Regions from separate parts of the Homo sapiens genome. Here region 1 is linked to region 2. A link is a loop called in an ENCODE intact Hi-C map of the cell type or tissue named here. Cell type or tissue: ovary. All regions are shown on one strand. Each heading gives the region's core, and the rest is flanking DNA. Links, peaks and the distances in the headings are about the cores only.

Region 1 (12,214 bases), core at 1,421-9,420, 61 kb after region 2:
CAGCTGACTCGTGGGTGCGGCGGGTATCGAGAAAGAACAGCCCTGTGGGGGAAGATGGAGCTCCGGAGGGTGGGCGGGAGCTGGGATCAGGCCTGAGCTGTGGGGCCCTGCTGATGCCTGTCTCAGCCACAGCGCTTTCCTTGGAGGCCTCCTGGGGCCTGGACCCAGAGCGAGCAAAACATGCCCAGGGCTCCCTGTGGCCCAGAGGCTGCCTCTGGGATCAGTTCTTGGGGCACAGACCCCTGGGACCTCTGCGGAGCCAGGTTGGACGCAAGCAGCTGCAGTGGGAGCTGGGGTAGGGCCTGGGAGGAAGGGAGCCCAGGGCCTCCAGGGATGTCAGAGGCTGTGGCTACCAACTTCTCCCTCTCACTTCCCTGCCTCCCTTAGTGCCCAGCCCCCAACAAGGCATTTTGGAGGAATGCGGATCCCCAAAAGTCACATTTTTTTTTGAGACAGGGTCTCACTCTGTCACCCAGGCTGGAGTGCGGTGGCATGATCATGGTTCACTGTAGCCTCAACCTGCCGGGCTCAAGCGACCCTCCCACCTCAGCCCCAAGTAGCTGGAACCACAGGTGTGCGCCACCATGCCTAATTCTTGTATTTTTTTGTAGCGGCGGGGCCATGTTGCCCAAGCTGGCAAAAAGCACAATTTGAAACCTCTAAGCCAGGATTTTTTTTTTTTTCCGGACACAGACTGCTTGGAGAATCCCATGAGAACTCAGGACACACACACGAATTTCATTTGTTTTGGGGCCCCAAAGAGTCCTTGAAAGCCCACCCATTGACGCCAGGATGGGAACCTTTCTGGGGTCTTTCCGAATACTAAAGTTCTGTGCAGAGCACCCCAGAAGCTGAGACGTGTCACCATGGCGATGGCCCAGCATGTGGAACTCTCAGGGTTCCCAGTTGAGCTGCAGAGACTTCAGTGTGCAGTCCAAGACCACCGTGCCTGTGCCTGGGGGTCTTGAGTCACTACTGTGGGTGGGGGAGGGGACCCTTATGCTGCTGGGATCGGAGCACATGAATCCCCAGCCGGCTTGCCTGCAGTTTGATGACTTTAGCTCTTGTATATTTGTGTCCCCACCAGCACCATAGGTTGGTACTGGAATCTCAGACACTTCTGCCTCCTGCTCCATGTCCTATCTAAGGTCTGCCGTCCAAAATCTAAATGCCTGAGTCCCAAAATGTGCCTCTCCTGTAACAATACAAGTGTCACACGTTTGGGTTGCCGGAGACCCCAAAACCCAATACAAATTGCCTCAAGCAAAAAATGGGAATTTATGGGTTCATGTAATTCGGAAGTCCAAGAATGATCTGGCTGGCTTCAGGTATAGCTGGATCCAGGCATTCAAATCATGTCCCCCCACCCCCACCCCAACACCCTCAGTCTAGTCGTTTTCCACACTGGCTCACCCGCTCCATCTCTTGGTTCTGATCAGGTCTTCTCCACACTGGAGAAGAGTTGGTTTCCGTTCCTCCTCCTTGTGGCCCACCTTGGCCCACCTTGTGGCCCTCCTTGTGTCTAACCTTGGAAGTTAGACAGTCCCAGCAGAGAGAGTTTCTTCTTCCAGCTGCAGCAGAAGTTCCACGATGGGCTCTGACGGGCTGACCCGGGGCAGGTGCCTAACTCTGGACCAATCTCTCAGGCCCACCTGCAACTTGGGGTGAGAAGACAGTGCCACCCAAACCACCTGGATGGAGAATGGGGGAGAGGTACTACCCTGATAGCAACACGCTAGAGGCTCACAGCCAGGGCTCCTGGGTTTTGGGGTCTCCGGCAACCCAAAACGTGTGACACTTGTACTGTTACAGGAGAGGCACATTTTGGGGCTCAGGCATTTAGATTTTGGACGGCAGACCTTAGATAGGACGTGGAGCAGGAGGCAGAAGTGGCCACCTCCCCGGGCACTCTCATTACCATGGAAGGCTTCAGGTCACAAGATGTTGCAACTTTCCCACAGCTCCCTGTGGTTGCCAGGGCACATTCGGTCTCTGGGTAGGGCAGACTGGCACTGCCAGGGAGTCAACCCCCAGGAGCGGCCCTCAACCAATGATGAATGGGTGTTGGCTGATAAATACCCCAGCTTCCTCGCCCTTGTGTGGTGCAACCAAGACCTGTTCTACCAACTGTCCCAGAGGCCCCCAGCAGGATTGAGCCCCTGTTGCCTACAGTATAGACTTGCTCACTCCTGCACTCTGCACAGGCTGCCTTCCCTCCCTGTCCTCTACCAGTGCTTCCTGGGGCCGCCTCCCCAATAAAGTACTTGCTCTCACCTCCTTGTCTTAGTTTCTGCATCTGGGGAATCCTAGCCTAAGACAGGGCTGTTGCTAGAAGAGAGACTGGATGTCGGGCAGGCAAAGAAAATCAATAACACAATGACAAATTAAAAAGAAATTACAGGCTGGGTGCGGCAGCTCATACCTGTAATCCCAGCACTTTGGGAGGCCCAGGCGGGTGGATCACTTTAGGCCAAGGGTTCGAGACCAGCCTGGCCAACATAGTGAAACCCCGCCTCTACTAAAAATACAAAAATTAGCCAGGCATGGTGGTGCATGCCTGAAATCCCAGCTACTTGGGAGGTTGAGGCATGAGAAACGCTTGAACCCGGGAGGCAGAGGTTGCAGTGAGCCGAGGTTGCACCATTGCACTCCAGCCTGGGGAACAAAATGAGACTGTCTCAAAAAAAAAAAAAAAAAAAATTCCAGGGGCCACAGGACTCACACCGCTTGGCATGTTTGAGTCACCTGACCTGGGACCCCTCTAACTTTGCTGTGACAGGCCCTCTTCAGGTACTGCTGCCTCTGGGCCTGGATTCCAGTGCACAGGACTGTCACTTTTCCAACTTAGCCGCCAGCACAACAGAGATGTCCCCTCAGAGGTCATGGTTCTCAGGCCAAGGGTCATTTCAGGATGGTCATCATGGCCATCATCGTGGCCGTGGCGTCAGACTGAGAGTGATCCCTGTAGATTCCAGGATCTGCAGCCAGGCTTGGGAACTGCTCTTAGGAATACACCTGAATGACTCTAAGGCGCCTGACTTTGCAGCTCCTTTTTAAGAGGCAGAGCCCGTTTCCCTTCTCCCTGAATCTGAGCTGGCCTGGTGACTTGTGCAGGCGCCCACCAGGGCTGCCAGATCTTTAAAGAGAAACCAGCAAGCTGGAATTTTTGTCAATCTCTGGACTTTTTGAGATGGAGTCTTGCTCTGTTGCCCAGGCTGGAGTGCAGCGGTGCGATCTCAGTTCACTGCAACCTCCACCTTCCGGGTTCAAGCGATTCTCCTGCCTCAGCCTCCTGAGTAACTGGATTACAGGCTCCCACCACCATGCCTGTTTTGTATTTTTAGTAGAGACGGGGTTTTGCCATGTTGGCCAGGCTAGTCTCGAACTCCTGACCTCAGGTGATCCGCCCACCTCAGCCTCCCAAAGTGCTGGGATTACAGGCGTGAGCCACTGCACCCCCGCCCTTATTTATTTTAAAATCTCTTGACTTTTAAACATGGGTAACTAATTTAAATTCTATAAAAATACTGTGAGGAAAAACTAAGCCCTGGTCATTCAAATTATGGTCAGGGGCCAGGCGCAGTGGCTCGAACCTGTAATCTCAGCACTTTGGGAGGCCATGGCAGGAGGTTGACTTGAGGCCAGGAGCTTGAGACCAGCCTGGGCAACTCAGTGACACCCCTTCTCTGCAAAAAAAATTTTAAAAATTAGCTGGGCATGGTGGCATGTGCCTATAGTCCCAGCTACTTGAGAGACTGAGGTGGGAGAATCACTTGAGCCCAGGAGGTCAAAATTGCAGTGAGCCGAGATCGTGCCATTGCACTCCAGCCAGGGCAACAGAGCGAGACCCTGTTTCTAAGAAAGACAAGAAGTGTGGTCTGGGGACCTGAAGCATCAGCATCGTCAGAGAGCTTGTTGGAAACGCAGAATTGCTGGCCTCACCCCAGGCCCAAATCTGCATTTTAACAAGATCTCCTCGTGACCTGTGGCATATTAAAGTTTGATAAGCACTGGATTAAACAAGCAGGGAACAGGACTTGGCTCCAGGATGCCGTTGTGACTTCTGTTTCAGGATAAGCCACACCTGCTAAGCCCTAGCAGTGACCTAAGTCCATGATTCAGAATCCACACACCACCTGGTGGCTCCTTTTATTATATCAATTTATTCAAGTGATTAAAAAACTTCTTGGCAGCAGGATGACAAAACAGGTCTGTAAACATGATCTCATCCCCCCATCCCTTCTTCCAAGGAGCTTCCTATGACAGGAAATCGAATTCTAGTTGGCAAATCCAGTGATGAGGTCTGTAGAAAAGGGGTCCCGTGTCACAGCCAGGAAGGCAGACTCGTCCCTTTAACCCACTCCAGCCAGGGGTGCTGGCCAGGATGTGCTGTTCTGTCATGACGTGGTCACTGAGTCTGGTTCGTTGGCAGCCCCTTCCCCAGGAGGAGGGAGACTCTTTGGCAGTGCGGCAGCCCTCCCGGGGGCACGGGCTTCTCGGCAGCAGACACAGGCAGGCCAGAAGCAGGCAGCTGAGCCTCTCCAGCGAGCATGGTATTGCTAGGGTTGCAGGTGCCCTGGCAGGTGGCCAGGTGAGGGGCTGAGGCACAAGTGCTATCAGGAACTTGGCTGCCCCACAGGGGCTGAGGACACCCAGATGGTCCACGCCAGTGGCCTTGAAATTTCCCCTGCAGAAGCCAGACCGTGGGGAAACAAGCTTTCGCGACGTGCCACCCCGGGCAGCTTGAGGCTTCAGTCCTTGAAGGGGTTGTGGGCGCCCCCTGGCTGCTCCTTCTCTGCGGCCAGAGGCTCCCCGTTCATCTCCTGCAGCGGGTGGTATGCATAGTCCCCATGCAGGCGCCGGTTCCTCTCTGCTCTGGACAGGAGCAAGGACAGGTTTGCTGCAGTGCTGATCAGCAGGAGGAAGGCCAGCGCCAGGGTGAGGGCTAGCCAGGCGGTCCTGCAGACAGGAGAGAAGCCCCAAGTGGGGGACTGCTGGGTGGGCTCAGGGCTTGGGTAGCACTGGAGGGGCTTCCCTCTACCCGGCATAGATAGCACTAAATCAGGTGCCTCCAGGGACCACACAGGGAATGTTATGAGCAAAATGGACTAGGTGGGGATGGGGCAACATTTAAGACATGTGCAGGGAACAGCAGAGGCAGTCATGACGTACAATGCAGGTCCGTGCTGCCCCATCTCCTGATTTTTTTTTTTTTTTTTTGAGACAGAGTCTCGCCCTGTCATCCAGGCTGGAGTGCAGTGGCATGATCTCAGCTCACTGCAATCTCCGCCTCCTGGCTTCAAACGATTCCCCTGCCTTGGACTCCCGAGTAGCTGGGACTACAGGCTCGAATCACCACGCCTGGCTAATTTTCGTATTTTCAGTAGAGACCAGGTTTCACCATGTTGGCCAGGCTGGTCTTGAACTCCTGACCTCAAGTGATCCACCTGCCTCGGCCTCCCAAAGTGCTAGGATTACAGGCGTGAGCCACCACGCCTGGCCTGATATTTTAAGAGAAGCCATTAAAAAGGTTTTTAAGGCTGGGCGTGGTGCTCATGCCTGCAATCCCAGCACTTTGTGAGGCTTAGGCGGGCGTATCACTTGAGGTCAGGAGTTCAAGACCAGCCTGGCCAACATGGCGAAATCCTGTCTCTACTAAAAATATGAAAATTAGCCGGGCACCTGTAATCCCAGCTACTCAGGAGACTGAGGCAGGAGAATTGCCTGAACCCAGGAGGCGGAGGTTGTGGTGAGCTGAGATCGCACCACTGCACTCCAGCCTAGGCAACAGAGTGAGACCCCGTCTCAAAAAAAAAAGTTTAAAAAAATGTGAATGTTACTGATTTTTAGATGCTGCTGATATATTTTAACTTTTTAAAAATTATGTAAGCCAAATAAAACACAGCTGGATGCTGGGCATGGGGGCTGGGAGGCCAAGGTGGGAGGATCACTTGAGCCCAGGACTGTGCACCTCGTCTGTGCAAAATAGTGAGATCCTATCTCTAAAAAACAGTAAGAAATAAAATTAGCCGGGCATGGGGGCACGTGCCTGTCGTCCTAGCTACTTGGGAGGCTGAGGCGGGAGGATCGCAGTGAGCTGACTGTACTACAGCACTTCTGCCTGGGTGACAGAATGAGGAAACCTCCTGCCCCCACCCTGGGATCTCATCTAGCCCAGTTTGCATTCTGAGCTCCAGTGGGGGATGCTGACAACAGAGGCTGGGCACTCGAAGGCCCTGGGCTCTGCTCCAGGGTCCCCAAAGCAGACAGTGGGGAGAGCTGGTCCCGCTTCCTCTAAGGCAGGGAGCTGGCAGGGGACAAGGGCAGAGATGGACCTCACAGGGGAAGGGTGCGGGAGAGAAGGGGGATTCCTCCCGCCCTGGCCCCAGCTCCCACAGAAGCACCTACCTGGTGAAAAAGGAGAGTTCTCCCGCCCTCAGGGTGGCTTCAGGTGGCTGGAGACACTGCTTTACTGTAACATACCAGAGACAGGCTGAAGGGGCCGGAGCAGGAGCGTCTGCCCATACCCCTCCCCTTGGAGGGATAGGTACCTCTGGAGACGCTGCAGTTGCCAGTCTTGGGGTCACAGGGACAATGGTGCTCACACTTACAAGGCCTCTGGCAGCCCGGCCCATGCCAGCCAAGGGGACACTCTATGGAAAGGAGATGGGAGGAGGGAGGAGGGAGGAGAAAGGTTGGGGCCTCCAGTGTCAGAGCCTTTCTCGACAGGACAGGATACCTGCCCCTGCCCATGTGTACAGAGCCGGGCTAAAGGTGAAGCACCCCCTGCCCTCCCTGGACTAGCCCCTGAACGTGACCTTATTTGGAAGCAGAATCTCTACAGAGGCACTGCAGTTAGGATCTCAAGATAAGACCGTGCTGGATTTGAGGTGGGCCCTGGAGCCAGAGCCCGGGGACCCTTGTTTTAGCCGAGCCCTTTGTGGAACGGGCCGCAGCAGCCACAGGGGAGTCACACAGTGATGTGCAGGTGAGGCCGGGGCAGAAGACAAGAGGCAAGCATTTCCCAGACCAGAAGGTGGAGACAGAAGCAGCAGAGGAGCAGTGGGGGCTGCCGGGGGCCACCGTCTCCCCATCCGCTAGTGGCGTGGCAGCTCCTACCTTCACTGCAGTTGGACCCGGTCCATCCGGCATCACAGCGGCAGCCGGCTGCCGAGACAAGACCGGGGAGGCCAGGTGAGGGCCTAGGGCAAGGCAGGGCTGGGCAGAGCCCCCTCCCCAGAACCCCCACTCACTCTCCGTGCACAGTCCGTGCTGGCTGCAGTTAGAGGGGCCACAGTCCAGCTCATCACAGCCGGGACCCCGCCAGAAGTGCCCGGTGCATTGGCAGTGCCCGTCCACGCAGGTCCCGTGGCCGTGGCAGTCAGGCGGCTGGCAGCGGGGTTCGTGCACACACACCACGGTGGACACTTGGCGGGGACAGCGCCACATGTTGTCCTGGCTGTAGAGGGATGTGATGTGTGAGGAGAGGACACCCCCAGACGGCCCCTCAACTCCCTCCAGGCTGCCCCCAACCACCCCTCTCTCCATTCTCACCTGTCTACCTACCTACCTACAAGATGGCGTCTATCTATTTTTGAGATGAGGTATTGCGATCCTTCCACCCGAGCCTCCTGAGCAGCTGTAACCGTAAGGTGTGCACCATCACGCCTGCCTAATTTTTTTTTATTTTTTCATAAAGACAGGGTCTATGTTGCCCACACTGGTCTTAAACTCCTGGGCCCAAGCGAACCTCCCACCTCGGCCTCCCAAAGCACTGGGATTCCAGGCGTGAGCCCCTGTGCCCAGCCCTCTCCAGTCTTTTATAGGTTCCTCCGCTCCCTACAATCCCTCCCAGCCCTGGGCCTTTCACATGTGGTGCCCTCTGCCCGGAAGGCTCTCCCACCCCCACCCAGCTACCACCTCCTTCAGATCTCAGTTCTTATTCTGTCATCCTCAGGGAGGTCTTTGCTGACCAACTGACCCTGCTCCTAGGCCTGGGTAGTACTGGCATCCTGGGGGAGGGACTGCAGCAATTTCTGCTCTCTTGAACCCCCGGGGCCTGGCACATAGCAGGCACTCAATATTGGCTGAATGAGACAGGCTGGGGCAGACCTGGACTTCAGCCCTCACGAAGGCGGCTCTCACGTGCTTACCAGTGATCTGACGGGTAACTGGCCAAGGTCCCGTTGAGCACAAAGGTGGCAGAGCCACCCCCATCCAGGTTGATGGCGTTGACCACGTCCTGTTTCAGCAGGAACTCCGCCATTTCCCACAGGTTGATGCTGCGGCACAAAGCGGCGCTGCTCAGGCTCAGCGCCCACCATCATTTCTCATTTAACTCCTTTTCCTTCCACAGTGCAGAGCATCACGCCCACAGTGCAGGCACATTTCTAAGTGGCCCCCGCCCCCAAGCATGTCTCATCCTAGCCCCCGGAAGCTGTGAACACGTGAGATCACACCCATGCCTGTGCTGTTACATGGCATAGGAATCCTTAAGGGAGGGGAAACGGCCCGGAGGATCTGGGTGCAGCCACTGGAATCACAGGAGTGTTCAACACAGAGAGCCTTCTCTGGCTGGTGACAGAATAGGAAGTGAGATTTGAAATACGAGGGGGATGAGAGGGTGGCCGGACAACTGGGGGAGAGGACACACATGGGAAGGAACCTGGGCAGCTTGAAGGAGCTGAGGCCCCAGATGGCGGCCAGCAGGGAAACCAAGACCTCAGTCACAACTGAGGAGGCGACGGGGATTCTTCCAACAACCTAAACAAGAGGATTCTTTCCAGATAAGAGAAGAGCCCTGCCTAACCAGCATCTTGGTTTTGTCCATGGGACACCCTGAACATAGAACATTCCAAGTTGACCAGCCTGGCCAACATGATGAAACCCTGTGTCTACTAAAAATACAAAAATTAGCCAGGTGCGGTGACTCACGCCTGTTAATTCCAGCACTTTGGAAGGCCGAGGTAGATGGATCACCTGAGGTCAGGAGTTCGAGACCAGCCTGGCCAACATGATGAAACCCCATCTCTACTAAAAATACAAAAATTAGCTGGGTGTGGTGGCGGGTGCCCGTAATCCCAGTTACCTGGGAGGCTAAGGTGGGAGGATCACCTGAACCTGAGAGGTAGAGGTTGCAGTGAGCTGAGATTGCACCACTGCACTCTGGCCTGGGCGACGGAGTAAGACCCTGTCTCAAAGAAACAAACAAACAAAAGAACATTCCCTGCTGAGTGTTGCTAAATTTGTGCTGGTTATGCAACCAGAGCAAACCAAAACACTCTCTTTACAGGGGCTAGAAATGAGGCTCAGGGAGGCCGAGGGACTTGTCTACGGCATAGGTGGGTAGACAAGTCATCGATGGCTAAGCTGGGATTGGAACCAAGATCTTCTCCCTGCTCACTTTGTGACCATTTCCTTGTATCCTATCTAGGGTTCAGGAAAGGTGAGGCCTAAAGCTGAAGATGATGAGTTCTTGGAATCGGCAAAGATCTCAGAACCCTCATCCTGTGGGAAGGTGAGGGGGCCCTGGGAGGGGGGACAGATAGGTGTCAACATCCCAGAAAGCAGGTAGAGTCAGAGGGTGGCTGTCATTGGGTCAACGTTCCTCCTAGCAGGACTGAGCCCCGGCCGGGGGGCCTCAGCTCCCAGGACTCACCCACGCTGCTCCGTTTGGCCGTCTGCATGAAAGAGCACCAGCTGCCCTTTCCGGTCGTGGCCAATGGCCGTCCTGGCTGATATCACATTCACAAATTTGCTAAAGGAACCTGAAGGAAAAGCAGCCTGGCTGATCACCGCCCCTTGGGAGGCCTCCTGCTTCTTGCCTAACTCCACTTCCCACTGGTCTGAGCTACCTGGTACCTCCCTGGGAAGCACAGCAGCCTCCTTGCTCGTCTCCCTGCCTCCCCTCTGCACATCCCAGTCTCCCCAGGGCAGCCGGGGGGTCTCTTCTTACAGGTAAACCAAGCTATGCCAGCCTCCAGGTGAAGACCCTCTAATGGTTTCCCCTGTTCTTAGAACAAAATCCAAAGAGCCAGCATGCCCTCCCCAGCCTCTTCCTCCTCCTGCCTCAGCTCCTGGGTGTCCCCTCACCACCCTGCAGCCACTTTGCACTTCCTGTTCCCTCTGGCTGGGAACTGTGCTTTTCTCTAGCTTGCTCCTTTGTCAGATCACCTCCTTAGTGAGGCCTTCCTTGACCGCCCACTCTTTTTTTTTTTTTGAGACAAAGAGTCTCGCTGTGTTGCCCGGGCTGGAGTGCAGTGGCATGATCTCAGCTCACTGCAACCTCCACCTCCCAGGTTCAAGCAATTCTCATGCTTCAGCCTCCCAAGTAGCTGGGACTACAGGCACACACCACCATGCCTGGCTAATTTTTGTATTTTTTTTTTTTGTAGAGATAGGTCTCACTATGTTGCCCAGGCAGGTCTTGAACTCCTGGGCTCAACCGATCCTCCCGCCTCGGCCTCCCAAAGTGCTGGGATTATAGGTGTTAGCCACCACACCTAGCTTACTGCCCACTCTAAAATGGTCATGGTATCCTGTCCCCATCCCAGTATTCTGCATCCCAGTGGTTCTCAACCTTGAGTGTCGGTCAGAGTCACCATGGAGGCCCGTTAAAACATAGACTCTTGGGCCTTGCCTCTGATTCTGCAGGTCTGAGGGTGTGGGGCTTTGAAACAAGCTCCTGGGCCACGCCGATGTTGCAGGTCCATGAAGATTTTTTTCTCTTCACTTTTCTCTTCCTGTACCCACAGCTCCGGTCCCCATCTCTCCCCTTTCCCCTAACTTTATTTTTGTTTCTGAGCACTTATCAATTCTTTTCAGCATATTCTATAACTATTTTTTGTCCTATATATTCAATATAAGCCTATCTTCCTCCCCATGAATCCCCAGTACCCAGAATAGTGCTGGGCACAAAGTAGCTGCTCAATACTTGTTGAAAGACTTAAGAACAGCTCCGCCCAGCCCACTGGTCCTGGTTCTCGAGAGGGTTGTTGCCAACAGCCTCCCCATCCAACCTGTCTCCTGTGTCTCGTCACACTCTGTGGCTTGGCTCTCGTTGATGTAGATGCTTCCATTACGAATCAGCCACACGACCCCACTCAGCAGCTGCACAAATGGGTTCTCAGTGTCCAGCACCTCCTCCTCAGACAGGTACCTGGATCCGGGGAAGGTGGGAAGCTCACTCACCAGCAGGGGCAACTGCAGATAGTCAGGCTCTTTCTCCCTAGCCATCCCAACCTGGCTGCTAGATTCCCCCTCATGCCCCAGGAACCTCCTGGGGCCTGAGTGTAGCTGGGACAACTTAACAGCCCTAGGAATCTCCCTGTTGTCAGAGCTGAAGCTGGACAGGGTTCTGACAATACAATCCCCACAAGCCTTTGCAAACAGTCTGTTTCATTTAACAGAAATGACCATCCCCCAACAGAGCTCAAATCCATCTATGGCCCTCAATCCCCAGGCCATACCCAGCCCAACTACCACTTGATCCCTGTTACGGCCCTTCATTGGCTTCCTTGTTTCTCCACTGCTCTCTCCCACCTGGTCCCACTCAGGATCAGAACAAGCTTTATCATCAACAAATACTTTTTTTTTGAGACTCAAATAATTTTTAAGATAATTTTAAATAATTCAAATCATCAATCTTGCCAGGGCGTGGTGGCTCACACCTGTCATCCCAGCACTTTGGGAGGCTGAGGTGGGTGGATCACTTGAGGTCAGGAGTTCGAGACCGGCCAGGCCAATATGGTGAACCCACTCCCCCGTTCCCCACCCCATCCCGTCTCTACTAAAAATACAAAAATCAGCCGGGCGTGGTGGCACACGTCCGTAGTCCCAGCTACTCCAGAGGCTGAGGCAGGAGAATCGCTTGAACCCGGGAGGCAGAGGTTGCAGTGAGCCGGTATCATGCCACTGCCCTCCATCCTGGGCAACAGAGCAAGACTCTGTCTCAAAAAAAAAAAAATCATCAGTCTTGATGAGTTGATGTTTCTGACACCCCACTCCTTTTTCAGTCCCTCATACACACAAGCCCCCCTGAGCCTCTGAGCCTTTGTGCGTGGGGTTCCTTTGGACTGAAACGCTCTTCCTCCAGTTCTGACCTTGGCTCACTTAGTGATTCATCTTCAAGTTCCCACTCAAAGGTCACCTCGGAGAGGCGTGTTCCAGATCACCCTCCCTAAAATCAACACTATTTACAACGGGTTCACCCCGT
Region 2 (12,214 bases), core at 1,549-9,548:
AATGGCATATCACAGTGATAAATGGAATGGTGGTGATAATGACAACAGCTGTTTATTGAATGTTTACAGCACTGTCTTAACAGATGATGTTTCTTCCAATTCCCGATAGCTGTTATTTTCCCATGTAACCTCCATGAAACTGAGGCTTTGACAGGTGAAGGGATGACACTAAGTTCTGTATCTACGCAGAGGTGGAGTCGGGGCTGAGATCCCCACAAAGGAGACTCTAGAACCTCACATTTGACCACAGAGCCCTCCTTCTGCTCACAGACCCCCTTCCCTCCCCTTTAAGGAAGCTGACACTGGGACGAGAGAGAGAATGAGTGGGTAGGTTTGCTTTGTGATGTACTCTGTGTTGTGCAGCAAGTCAGTTGGAGGCCTAGAATTGGCTGCCAGATCCTTGGCCCCCAGGATCACTGGTCTTTTCACCCTGGGGGCAGAAGCTGGACATAGGTGGATGTGGAATTCCTTCTTGGCTGCATCCCTCTGCCTCTGAGCACTTCACTTCCCTGCTCAGTAACATGGGGACAATGCTACAAGGTTGCGGGGAGGAGTAAATGAGATAGTTCTTGGTGCTCCTTGCTGTGTGCCGGGCACACAGTAGGAGCTCACAAAATATGCTGTCGCTGTTATTACACCGAAGTCTTGTAAATTAATGTATTGAAAGTGTAAGAAACATTAGCATCCACCCCCATCTGTCCCACCCCAGCACTGACTGCTTAACCCCAGCCTTCTATCCAGGGACTTTCATATCTCTTGGTGGCTGTGTGTGCCTGTGTGTCCAGTCCTGTCTTATTCTATGAATCTACATGCGTATATGTTTATTGTCACACAGAGGATTTAAAAGCATCACCAAAATCATCCACATACCTTGTGCTGTTACAGGCAGATGGTTCTAGGACAGCAAAGAGGCAGGAACTGGCTTAGGGTCATATTCTAGCTCCCCAATTGACGAGCTGAGTGACTGTGGGGCAAGTCACTTCACCTCCATGAGCCTCCACTCCCCATCACCAATGGGAATCTCCTGGCTTCCAAATCCTGGTGTCATGCTGTGGATTAAATGAGTCAATGTGTATAAAGCTCCTGGTACGGGGCTGACGCAGATCAAATGCTCACTGAGATCCAGCTATGATCGTTACTGTTTTTGCAAGTGCCTGAGTGACTTTGCTTCTGCGTAATGGGAGTGGAACACCAGGGGATGGTGAAGAGATCCAGGGACGTGAATTCAGATGCTTTAGGGTTCTGCTGTGCTCTGCCATGCTCTGGTTGTATGTTTTTAGAAAGTTGCTGAACTTAAGCCGGGTGCAGTGGCTCACACCTGTAATCCCAGCGCTTTGGGAGGCCGAGGTGGGTGGATCACAAGGTCAGGAGATCAAGACAATCCCGTGTAACACGGTGAAACCCCAACTCAACTAAAAATACAAGAAAAATTAGCCGGGCGTGGTGGCGCGCACCTGTAGTCCCATCTACTCGGGAGGCTGAAGCAGGAGAATCTCTTGAACCCAGGAGGCAGACGTTGCAGAGAGCCGAGATTGCGCCGCAACACTCCAGCATGGGTGACAGAGCGAGACTCCGTCTCAACAACAACAACAGCAACAACAACAACAACAAAGTTGCTGAACTTTTCTGAGCCCCATTTTCTTTTACTTTTTCCAGACTGAGTCTCACTCTGTTGCCCAGACTGGAGTGCAGTGGTGCCATCTTGGCTCACTGCAACCTCTGCCTCCCAGGTTCAAGCCATTCTCGTGCCTCAGCCCCCTGAGTAGCTGAGATTACAGATGCACACCACCATGCCCAGGTAATTTTTGTATTTTCAGTATAGACGGGGTTTCATCACGTTGGCCACGCTGGTCTCGAACTGCTGACCTCAAGTGATCCACTAGCCTCGGCCTCCCAAAGTGCTGGGATTACAGGGGTGACTCACTGCATCCGGCCCCTATTCATATAGCCTTAAGTGCTATATTCATGGGCATGGCTTATTTTCAAGTGCAATGATTGTAAATATTTTCAGAACCCTAAACGTGACAAATTAAGTTGGAATTTATTAAGCACATGCAGTAGATGGTTTTCCATCCTATAGTTAATGTGTCTCAGATTCATGGCAGAGAACCATGGGTCCTTGGACTGTCAGAGAAGGGTGGGGACAGTTTCTCTCTTCTTATGAATGAATGAACAAGTGCTTGGGTCTTAGAACATGTGAGCTGCCAGAGCCTTAAACTAAGGGTGATTATTTATGTTTATCGACCACTTATTGTCACTTGGTAGGACTGGGCCCTGTGCGAGGCAAACAGACACACACACACACAATCACTTTTCATCTTCATGACAACCTTATGAGGCGCATATAGGCATACAGTCATCCCCATTTCACAAATCAAGAAAATGGGGGCTGGGTGCTTATTCATAGAATAAGACAGGACTGGACACACAGTCCTGCACTCGAGCCTGGGCAACAGAGCGAGACTCTGTCTCAAAAAAAAAAAAAAAAAGAAAAAGAAAAAAAGAAAAGAAAACAAAAACAACAGAAAAACTATATGAATAGCACTAGTAATGTACTCGCATTGCCTGTATTGGGTATGTTAAACATATTTTGTAAGCTTCAGGTTCCACAAATGAAGGCACGGCTCCATTTACTCCCTTCGCTGTTGAGTCTCTAGGTACTGACACCTGTGGGTAGAGTGAAAAAAAGGCTTTCAAATCTATATTATCTGTGGCCAGGTATGGTGGATCATGCCTGTAATCCCAACACTTTGGGAGGCTAAGGCGGGCGGACCACCTCAGGTCAGGAGTTCGAGACGAGCTTGGCCAACATGGTAAAACCTTGTCTCTACTAAAAATACAAGAATTAGCTGGGTATGGTGGCAAGCACCTGTAATCCCAGCTATTCGGGAGGCTGAGAGAGGAGAATCGCTTAAACCCGGGAGGCGGAGGTTGCAGGGAGCCGAGATCGTGCCATTGCACTCCAGCCTGGGGGAAGAGTGAAACTCTGTCTCAAAAAAAAAAAAAAAAAAAAAACTTCCTTATCTGTACCTGCGTTAATTTAAGTCATTTGTATTTTCCAGAGGGACTGCCACAACCCTGTCATTCTATCTTCCATACAGTCCTTGTCTGTGAAATGGTCCCAAGCCACAGCAACACTGCCAACAAAGCCACTTTGCCGACTGTTTACAAAACATTATTGTCCCCAAAATAGCTGCATAACTCAACGTAACTTGCACACTGTGGAAGCACAAAAGGGGTTTTCTATGCTTAATGTTCGTCTTTGTTTCGCAGTTAAACACTTGCCCTCAGATTGGGTCAGATGCCGGGGAAGTTTCAGATGAACTCAGCTATTTTCACTGCATCCGAGTGACCAGAAAAGCTGGCCTTTCAGTTTTTCTGTTTAACAAAACTGACTTCAGAATCAAAATGCTCCTAGCTTCTTCAAAACTCCACTGACAATGACACAAATGACTGAAATTGGGCTTGAGTAATTGATTACAAAATTGTGCTTTGAGGTAACCTTTCTAGACCTGGCTTTAAACATTTTTAAAAATTAATACTCTCACTTAAAAAATTTATCTAGTCAAATAAACAGAGATTTCTCTCCAAATCCCTTCCCACGAATTTTGCTTCTAAAGAGAAGGATTCTAGGGTATCTTTCCTCCTCCCAACTATTTTTTTTTTAAGATGGAGTCTCGCTCGCTTTGTCATCTAGGTTGGAGTGCAGTGGCATGATCTTGGCTGACTGCAACCTCCGCCTTCTGGGTTCAAGTGATTCTCTTGCTTCAGCCCCCTGAGTAGCTGAGATTACAGGCATGTGCTACCACACTTGACTAATTTTTGTATTTTTAGTAGAGACGGGGTTTCACCATGCTGGCCAGACTGGTCTTGAACTCCTGACCTCAAGTGTTCCGCCCGCCTTGGCCTCCCAAAGTGCTGGGATTAGAGGCGCGAGCCACTGGGCCCAGGCTTTTGCTCCCTTTTTTCTTTCTTTTTGAGACAGAGTCTCGCCCTGTTGCTGAGGTTGGAGTGCAGTGATGCAATCATGGCTCACTGCAGCCTTGAACTCCTGGGCTCAAGCCATCCTCCTGCCTTAGTCTCCAGAGTACAGCCTTAGCTGGGAGTACAAGCATGCACCACCATACCCGGCTAGTTTTTAAATTCTACTATATAAAAATTTATAAATACTTTTATAGAAATGAGGTCTCACTATGTTGCCCAGCCTGGTCTTGAACTCCTGGGCTCAAGTGATCCTCCCACCCTGGCCTCCCAAAGGGCTGGGATTATAGGCATGAGCCACTGCGCTCAGCCTTCCTTTCTTTCTTGATAGCATTCCGTATCATTGGGTTCAAAACAATGAGCTTTTATTATCTTGGTAAACAGAGAAAAACAATTAAGACAATGGAGGCAGCTGGAGTATCCAGTGTTGGAGAGGGTCCGTCAGTCCTTTGAATGCCCGGGTCCCAGAAGGTGTGTGGGGTGGTGGTGTCTTTGTGGAGGTCCTTGCATAGAGGACACAAAGGCCATGTGGCTCAGGTCGCCTGAGTCCCGAAGGCCATGCTCTGCCCAGTCCATTGTGAGTCGAGTCTAGGTTATTTGTCTCTTTTCTCAAGTGGGTGGTAAAGAACCAGGGCCGGGCATGGTGGCTCACACCTGTAATCCCAGCACTTTGGGAGGCCGAGGCAGGTGGATCATGAGGTTTGGAGATCAAGACCATCCTGACCAACATGGAGAAACCCCGTCTTCCCTAAAAATACAAAATTACCTAAGTGTGGTGGTGCATGCTTGTAATCCCAGCTAGTCGGGAGGCTGAGGCAGGAGAATCGCTTGAACCTGGGAGACAGGTTGCAGGGAGCCGAGTTCGCTCCATTGCACTCCAGCCTGGGTGACAGAGTGTGACCCTATCTCAAAAAAAAAAGAACCAGACCCACAGGCTCTCTCTCTGCTCGAGGCCTCAGCACATTCCCCAATTCTTCTTCTTCACTCCCGACCTCAGGTGATCTTCCTGCTTCGGCCTCCCAAAATGCTGGGATTACAGGCGTGAGCCACTGTGCCCCACCTCTTCTTCTTTTTTCGATACGGGGTCTCACTGTCACCCAAGCTGGGGTGCAGTGGCCTGATGTTGGCTCACTGCAACCTTTGTCTCCCAGGCTGAAGAGATTCTCCTGTCTCACCCTCCTGAGTAGCTGGGATTACAGATGGGCACCACCACGCCCGGCTAATGTTTGTATTTTTAGTAGACATGGGGTTTCACCGTGTTGGTCAGGCTGGTCTCGAACTCCTGGCCCCAGGTGATCTGCCCACTTTGGACTCCCAAAGTGCTAGGATTACAGGTGTGAGCCACTGTGCCCAGCCACTATAATATATATTTTTAAAACTACCTCATTCAGGTGTGATTGACACATAAAAAGCTATATGTCTTTAACGTATACATCTTGAATGTGTCTGGTGATAAGAAGACACCTGAGGGTACAATATTTTTAAGGTTCATCCACATCTTAGCATGTATAGATTCTGCCTTGTTTTTATGGCTAAATAAATACTTCACTGTGTATGAATAGACCACATTTTCTTTATCATTCATTAGTTGATGGATATTTAAGTTGTTTTCAGTTTGGGGGGACTATTATAAATAGTGCTGCTATAAATATTTATGCACAAGTTTTTGTATGAACATATTCTTTCCAAATAAATCTCTGTTGTTGGCCAGGCGCGGTGGCTCACGCCTGTAATCCCAGCACTTTAGGAGGCCGAGGCGGGCGGATCACGAGGTCAGGAGATCGAGACCATCCTGGCTAACACGGTGAAACCGCGTCTCTACTAAAAATACAAAAAATTAGCCGGGTGTGGTGGCGGGCGCCTGTAGTCCCAGCTACTCGGGAGGCTGAGGCAGGAGAATGGTGTGAAACCGGGAGGCGGAGCTTGCACTGAGCCGAGATAGCACCACTGCACTCCAGCCTGGGCAAAAGAGCAAGACTCCATCTCAAAAAAAAAAAAAAAAAAAAAAAAAAAAAGAAATCTCTATTGTGAATGGTACCGGTTATTCAATGGGTTTTTGAAGATTCTATTTTAAATTTTATTTAAGGCCAGTTGTGGTGGCTCACGCATGTAATCCCAGCACTTTAGGAGGCCGAAGCAGGAGGACTGCTTGAGCTGAGGAGTTTGAGACCAGCCTGGGCAACATAGGGAGTCCCCATCTCTACCAAAAATAAAACAATTAGCTGGGTGTGATGGTTTACACCTGCAGTCCCAGCTACTTGGGAAACTGAGGCAGGAGGATCACTTGAGCCCAGGAGATTGAGGCTGCAGTGAGCTGTGATGTTGCTACTGCAGTCCACCCTGGGCAACAGAGTGAGACCCTGCCTCAAAAAATAAAATTAAAAAAAATGTTAAAAATGTTAAAAATATTTAACAAACTCATACACAGCACTGAAGTTCCGCCACCATGCCTGGCTAATTTTTTCTATTTTTTAGTAGAGACGGGGTTTCACTGTGTTAGCCAGGATGGTGTCAATCTCCTGACCTCATAATCCGCCCTCCTCTGCCTCCCAAAGTGCTGGGATTACAGGCGTGACCCACCGCGCCCGGCCTCTTTTTTTTTTTTTTTTTTTTTTTTGAGATGGAGTCTTGCTCTGTCACCCAGGCTGGAGTGCAGTGGCATGGTCTCGGCTCACTGCAACATTCACCTCCCGGGTTCAAGTGATTCTCCTGCCTCAGCCTCCTGAGTAGCTGGGAGTACAAGTGCCCGCCACCATGCCCAGCTAAATTTTTGTATTTTTAGTAGAGACAGGGTTTCATTATGTTGGCAAGGCTGGTCTGGAACTCCTGACCTCAGGTAATCACCCGACTTAGCCTCCCAAAATGCTGGGATTACAGGCGTGAGCCACCGTGCCCAGCCCCAGACACTGCTCTGAGTCTATTCACTTATTAATTCCTCATAGCCACCCCATGAGATGAGTTCTGTGGGCAGCCCATTCGACAGAGGAGGAGACTAAGGAGAGGCTTATCCAGGGCTCCAAAGCAAACATGTAGCAGGTGGGGACTCAACTTCAGGCAGTTCGGCCCCTCAATTTACACCCCAACTATGAGCTCTACCATTTTTCAGAGCTGGATGGAGGATCTGAAGTTACTGAGCTGGCGTCTGGGCCAAGTGCATGGTCCCAGCGGAGGCAGTTACCATCAGGATGCCTTTACCCCTTCGGGACCCTGCAAGGGAGAATACAGCCCAAGCCTGCAGGCCCTGGCCCCTGGCACACCGGCCAAGCCCGGGAGTGTTTATTCAGCGCTACCTGTGGCCAGCCCTTTAGGCCAGCTCAGAGGCAGGTCCATTATAGCAGCCTGATCTGTAGCAGAAGAGGAAATTGAGGCTCAGCAAGGTCCAGGAGACTGTCCCTCAGTGACCAGTGTTTATGGTCCCACAGAGCCACAAACCGGGTGACTTAGAACAACATAAGTTCATTGCCTCACTGTTCTGGAGGCCAGAAGCCTGAATTCAAGGTGTGGGCAGGCCCACACTCCCTCTGGAGGCTCTAGAAGGGGATCTGCTCCTGGCCTCTCTCCCAGCCTCGGACAGTTCCTTGACTTGGGACAGCAGAACTCCAGTCCTCACATAATGACTCACTGTGTCCAGATTTCCGTTTTTTTATAAGGACACCAGTCATATTGGATTTATAAGGACACTCCAATGGCCTCGCTTCAACTTGATTACTTGTAAAGACCTGTTCTCCAAATGAGGTCACATTTACAGGTACCAGGGCTTAGGACTTCAACATATCTATTTTAGGGGTTACATTTCACAGCTGGGATTTGAACTCAGGGAATCTGACCCCACAGCCAGAGCTCACAGCCAGACTTTCCGGATTCTGGCTCTGACTTTTCTTTCTTTCGTTTTTTTTTTTTTTTTTTTTTTTTTTTTTTGACAGAGTGTTGCTCTGTCGCCCAGACTAGAGTGCAGTGGTGCAATCTTGGCTCATTGAAACTTCCACCTCCCAGGGTCAAGCGATTCTCCCACCTCAGCCTCCTGAGTAGCTGGGATTACAGGTGCCCGCCACCATGCCTGGCTGATTTTTGTATTTTTAATAGAGATGGGGTTTCACCATGTTGGCCAGGCTGGTCTCCAACTCCTGACCTCAAGTGACCCTGAGGTCACTTGAACTCCTGACCTCAGGTGATCCACCTACCTCGGCCTCCCAAAGTGCTGTGATTACAGGCGTGACCACACCTGGCCTCCTTCCTTCCTTCCTTTCCTTCTTTCCTTCCTTCACCTCTCCCCTCCCCCCCTCCCCCTTCCCCTCCCTTCCCCTCCCCTCTCCTTCCCTTCCCTTTCTCCCTCTCTATTTTATTTTATTATATTTCTTTTTTGAGACAGGGGCTTGCTCTGTTACTCAAGCTGGAGTGCAGTGGTGCAATCATGGCTCACTGCAGCCTTGACCTCCTGGAGGTCAAGTGATTCTCCCACCTCAGCCTTCTAAATAGCTGAGACCACAGGTGTTCACCACCACGCCTGGCTAATTTTTTTTTTGAGACGAAGTTTCGCTCTTGTTGCCCAGGCTGGAGTGCAGTGGCGCAATCTCGGCTCACTGAAACCTCTGCCTCCCGGGTTCAAGCAATTCTTCTACCTCAGCCTCCCGAGTAGCTGGGATTACAGGCATGCACCACCACGCCAGGCTAATTTTGTATTTTTAGCACAGACGGGGTTTCTCCATATTGGTCAGGCTGGTCTCGAACTCCCGACCTCAGGTGATCCGCCTGCCCTGGCCTCCCAAAGTGTTAGGGTTACAGGCGTGGGCCACGGCGCCCGGCCGCACCTGGCTAATTTTAAAAAATATTTTTGTAGAGGTGAGCTCTCCCTATGTTGCCCATGCTAGTCCGAAATTCCTGGGCTCAAGCCATCCTCCTGTGGTCTCCCAAAGTGCTGGGATCACAGATGTGAGCCACTGTACCTGGCCTTGACTTTCCATAAACATTTGTGCACCAGCAGCAGTACTGTGGCTTTAGGAATGACCTGGTCCCCTTTTGTCCAGCCACTGCCCAGGTGTTCCTGTGGGGCTCCAAAGCCCAGTAGCGTCAGGTCATCTCTGTTTTGCAAACCTAAATAAGGAAGATGGCTTGGAGTAGAACTTCCTAAGCAAAAGGCTTTTCCTGTGGAGGAAGGGTTACGGAGGTAAGGTTCTGTCCTTCAGCAATTACATGTTAAAATATTTAAAGACCTGGCCTTGTTGTATTGTTAAACAGCTTGTAATTTAGCCAATGCGTTATTAATAAGAAGCAGCCTGTGAAGGTAAATTATTGTGGCTTAGGCCAAAAGCAGTTACAGTTGGATTCGCTGTTACGGAGGTAGTTTTAACAAAGCGGCCGGGGCCTTATTTAAATGAGTTTAAATTAGCTCCCTGGAGCCTGTCATCTGATCCTGTTGCTAACAGATTAAGGCAAGCAATGTTTTCTACCTTGAATGCTGCTCTGATTTGCGCTGGGAGAACAGAGGTGATCCACTGCCCTGCATAGTTGTCTTCTGATTTCCGAGGGCCCTGAAATAAGTGTAAGGCCCTCGTGCATTCATTTCTGTGTGCATTTATTTATGCATTCATGCATGTGTGCATTCCACAAATATTTTTTGAGTTTTTGCTGTGTGCCGAAGGCTGTGCGAGGTGGATTCCTAGCACTTCTTTTTTTCTCCAATGTCAGAGGCTCAAATGTGCACTGATCTAGTACTTTCTTTTTTTTTTTTGAGACAGAGTCTTCCTCTGTTGCCCAGGCTGGAATGCAATGGTGCCATCTCGCGCATGGCAACCTCCGCCTCCCAGGTTCAAGCGATTTTCCTGCCTTAGCTTCCCAAGTAGACGGGATTACAGGTGCCTGCCACCATGCTCGGCTAAGTTTTGCATTTTTAGCAGAGATGGGGTTTCACCACATTGGTCAGGCTGGTCTTGAACTCCTGACCTCAGGTGATCCACCCACCTTGGCCTCCCAAAGTGCTGAGATTACAGGTGTGAGCTACTGTGACCGGCCTGATCTGGTACTTTTTGAAATGCATTGTTATTCTGTTCATTTGTTTCCTTGTTTACTTGTTTATATGGGTATTTTTCATTAAGGGAAGCTCCAGGAAGAAAAGACTGTGTCTGTCTTGTCTGGTTCTTTTTCTTTCCTTTTTTTTTTTTTTTTGAGACTGGTCTCAGGTTGTCACCCAGGCTGGGGTGCAGCGGCACGATCACAGCTCACTGCAGCCTCAACCTTGCAGGCTCAAGCGATTGTCCCACCTCAGCCTCCCAAGTAGCTGGGACTACAGGCACACACAACCATGCTAGGCTAATGTTTGTATCTTTTGTATAGAAGGGTTTTTACCATGTTGCCCAGGCTGGTCTTGAACTGCTGGGCTCAAGTGAACTGACTGCCTCTCAAAGTGTTGGGATCACAGGCGTGAGCCACTGCACCTGGCCCATCTGGTTCTTTTGATGTGGTTCCTGCCCTTATCGAGCCCTCAGCATAGTCTATTGGGGGAGGGGGTGACAGACAAATGCCATGTAGAACCATTCATCATGGGGAAAAACAGGGCATTGTAGGAACACAAAGAAGGACCCACTGGAGGCCATAGGAGGGTCATTTGAGCCAGCCAGGCTGAGAGTTGCGGGGAAGCAGGGAGTGGGGAGGTGGGGGATGTTAAGCAGGGTTTAGCCTATGCAAAGGCCAATGGGGCAGAACTTGTCTCTCAAAGAAGTGAACTAGCTTAATGGGACCCCAGTGCAAGTTAGAAAGTGGCTGGCAGCGTCATCAGGGGCCAGGAAGCAGAGACGTTGGAGGTCTGGAGGCATTCCTGAGACACTTGGAAAATTTAAAATAGTGTTTCCCCTCTGCGCAAAATCCTGACATACCATGTAAATGTCAAGCTGCTCTAGGCTGGCCTCGCTAAGTCATCCGCCCTCCCGGAGCCATCAGGGGAACCAGCTGATCCTAGGAGTCCCTGGGCCCCGCTCCTGACACGTGAGTGAGACTCTGCAGTGGGTTTGTGCACACATGGGTGGCACGGGCTGTCGTTCTCCCAGTGCCGGAGAGGCCAGTCATTCTGAGGGTGAGTCCTCATGTGGAGGGGACACGGCTTCCCAGCCCAAAAGTACATCCAAGTGTGCAGAAGTAGGAACCAGTAAGAACTAGACCTGGCTGGGTGCGGTGGCTCGTGCCTGTAATCCCAGCACTTTGGGAGGCCGAGGCGGGTGGATCACGAGGTCAGGACTTTGAGACCAGCCTGGCCAACATGGTGAAACCCCGTCTCTACTAAAAATACAAAAATTAGCTGGGCGTGACGGTATGTGCCTGTAGTCCCAGCTACGCGGGGGGCTGAGGCAGGAGAATCGCTTGAACCGGGAGGTGGAGGATACAGAGCCGAGATTGCACCACTGCACTCCAGCCTGGTGACAGAGCCAAAAAAAAAAAAAAAAAAGAACTAGCTGACTTTGGTCCTGTTGCAGCCATGGGTTAGGGAACTTGTTAAAAACAGGCAAAACTGGCCAGGGGCGGTGGCTTACGCCTATAATCGTAGCACTTTGGAATGCTAAGGCAAGAGGATTGTTTGAGCCTAGGAGTTTGAGAGACCAGCCTCGGCAACACAGTGAGACCTTGTCTCTACAAAAAATTAAAATATGAACTGGGCATGGTGATGTGTGCCTGTAATTCCAGCTACTTGGGAGGCTGAGGCAGGAGGATCAGTGGAGGCCAGGAGGTCGAGGCTGCAGTGAGCCGTGATCTTGCCACTGCACTCCAGCCTGGGTGATAAAGCAAGACCTTGTCTCAAAAACAAACAACAATAACAACAACAACCAAAAAAACTGGCAAAACTCTCCCTCTCCAGCTTTGTTGTTCATGGCTGATTCATTGTTTAATCCCTGTGGATAAACCCTGTTCTGACAACTGAGGGGGAGTTACTCATTTATTCACCTGCCCAATAAGTATCTTCCAGAACCTAGCTCTCTGAAGGTAGAGCTTTGGGCTGCGCACCTGCTGATGTCCCCTGGGAGTGTAGATGTAGGTCCACTCACTCTGAGACTAGGGAGACCGGTACTTATGTGACTTAATCTCCCAGGGATATATAGAAAGATGGTTCCATTTTCCTATTTTATTTCCCTGGCACCTGGCCATTCACTCATTCCTTCCTCCTTTCATTCCTTTGAGAAATATTGGCTGAACGTCTACAATGTCCCAGGTGTTGTACAAGGCACCAGGGAATTCAGTGGTAAATGAA

Evidence for each region. Peaks named below come from ENCODE experiments on the same cell type or tissue, not always from the same donor. Only the 100,000 strongest peaks of a DNase experiment are listed, where the experiment ranks them.
Region 1: it touches region 2 in a loop (5-fold over the local background); 24 of 110 quality-filtered maps call a loop at or near these places.

Annotation. Positions count from the first base shown.
Region 1 is chr16:5,020,727-5,032,940 of GRCh38, forward strand. NAGPA (N-acetylglucosamine-1-phosphodiester alpha-N-acetylglucosaminidase) reads right to left here. Exons shown (of 10, transcript NM_016256.4): 3 at 11,019-11,158; 4 at 9,659-9,767; 5 at 8,154-8,282; 6 at 7,254-7,459; 7 at 7,120-7,167; 8 at 6,552-6,653; 9 at 6,409-6,472; 10 at 4,118-4,959. The coding sequence ends at 4,752. Among named protein-coding and RNA genes, the nearest start is that of NAGPA-AS1, 6.9 kb to the right of the region's middle. RefSeq lists a silencer at 4,682-4,976 and an enhancer at 7,721-8,920. In ovary, for the core only: no CTCF peak of the experiment used is centred there; DNase peaks (open chromatin) are centred at 4,690 and 7,372.
Region 2 is chr16:4,959,694-4,971,907 of GRCh38, forward strand. The region is part of intron 2 of SEC14L5 (SEC14 like lipid binding 5); the gene reads left to right. Among named protein-coding and RNA genes, the nearest start is that of SEC14L5, 7.5 kb to the left of the region's middle. RefSeq lists an enhancer at 9,815-10,314 and a silencer at 10,415-10,709. In ovary, for the core only: no CTCF peak of the experiment used is centred there; no DNase peak of the experiment used is centred there.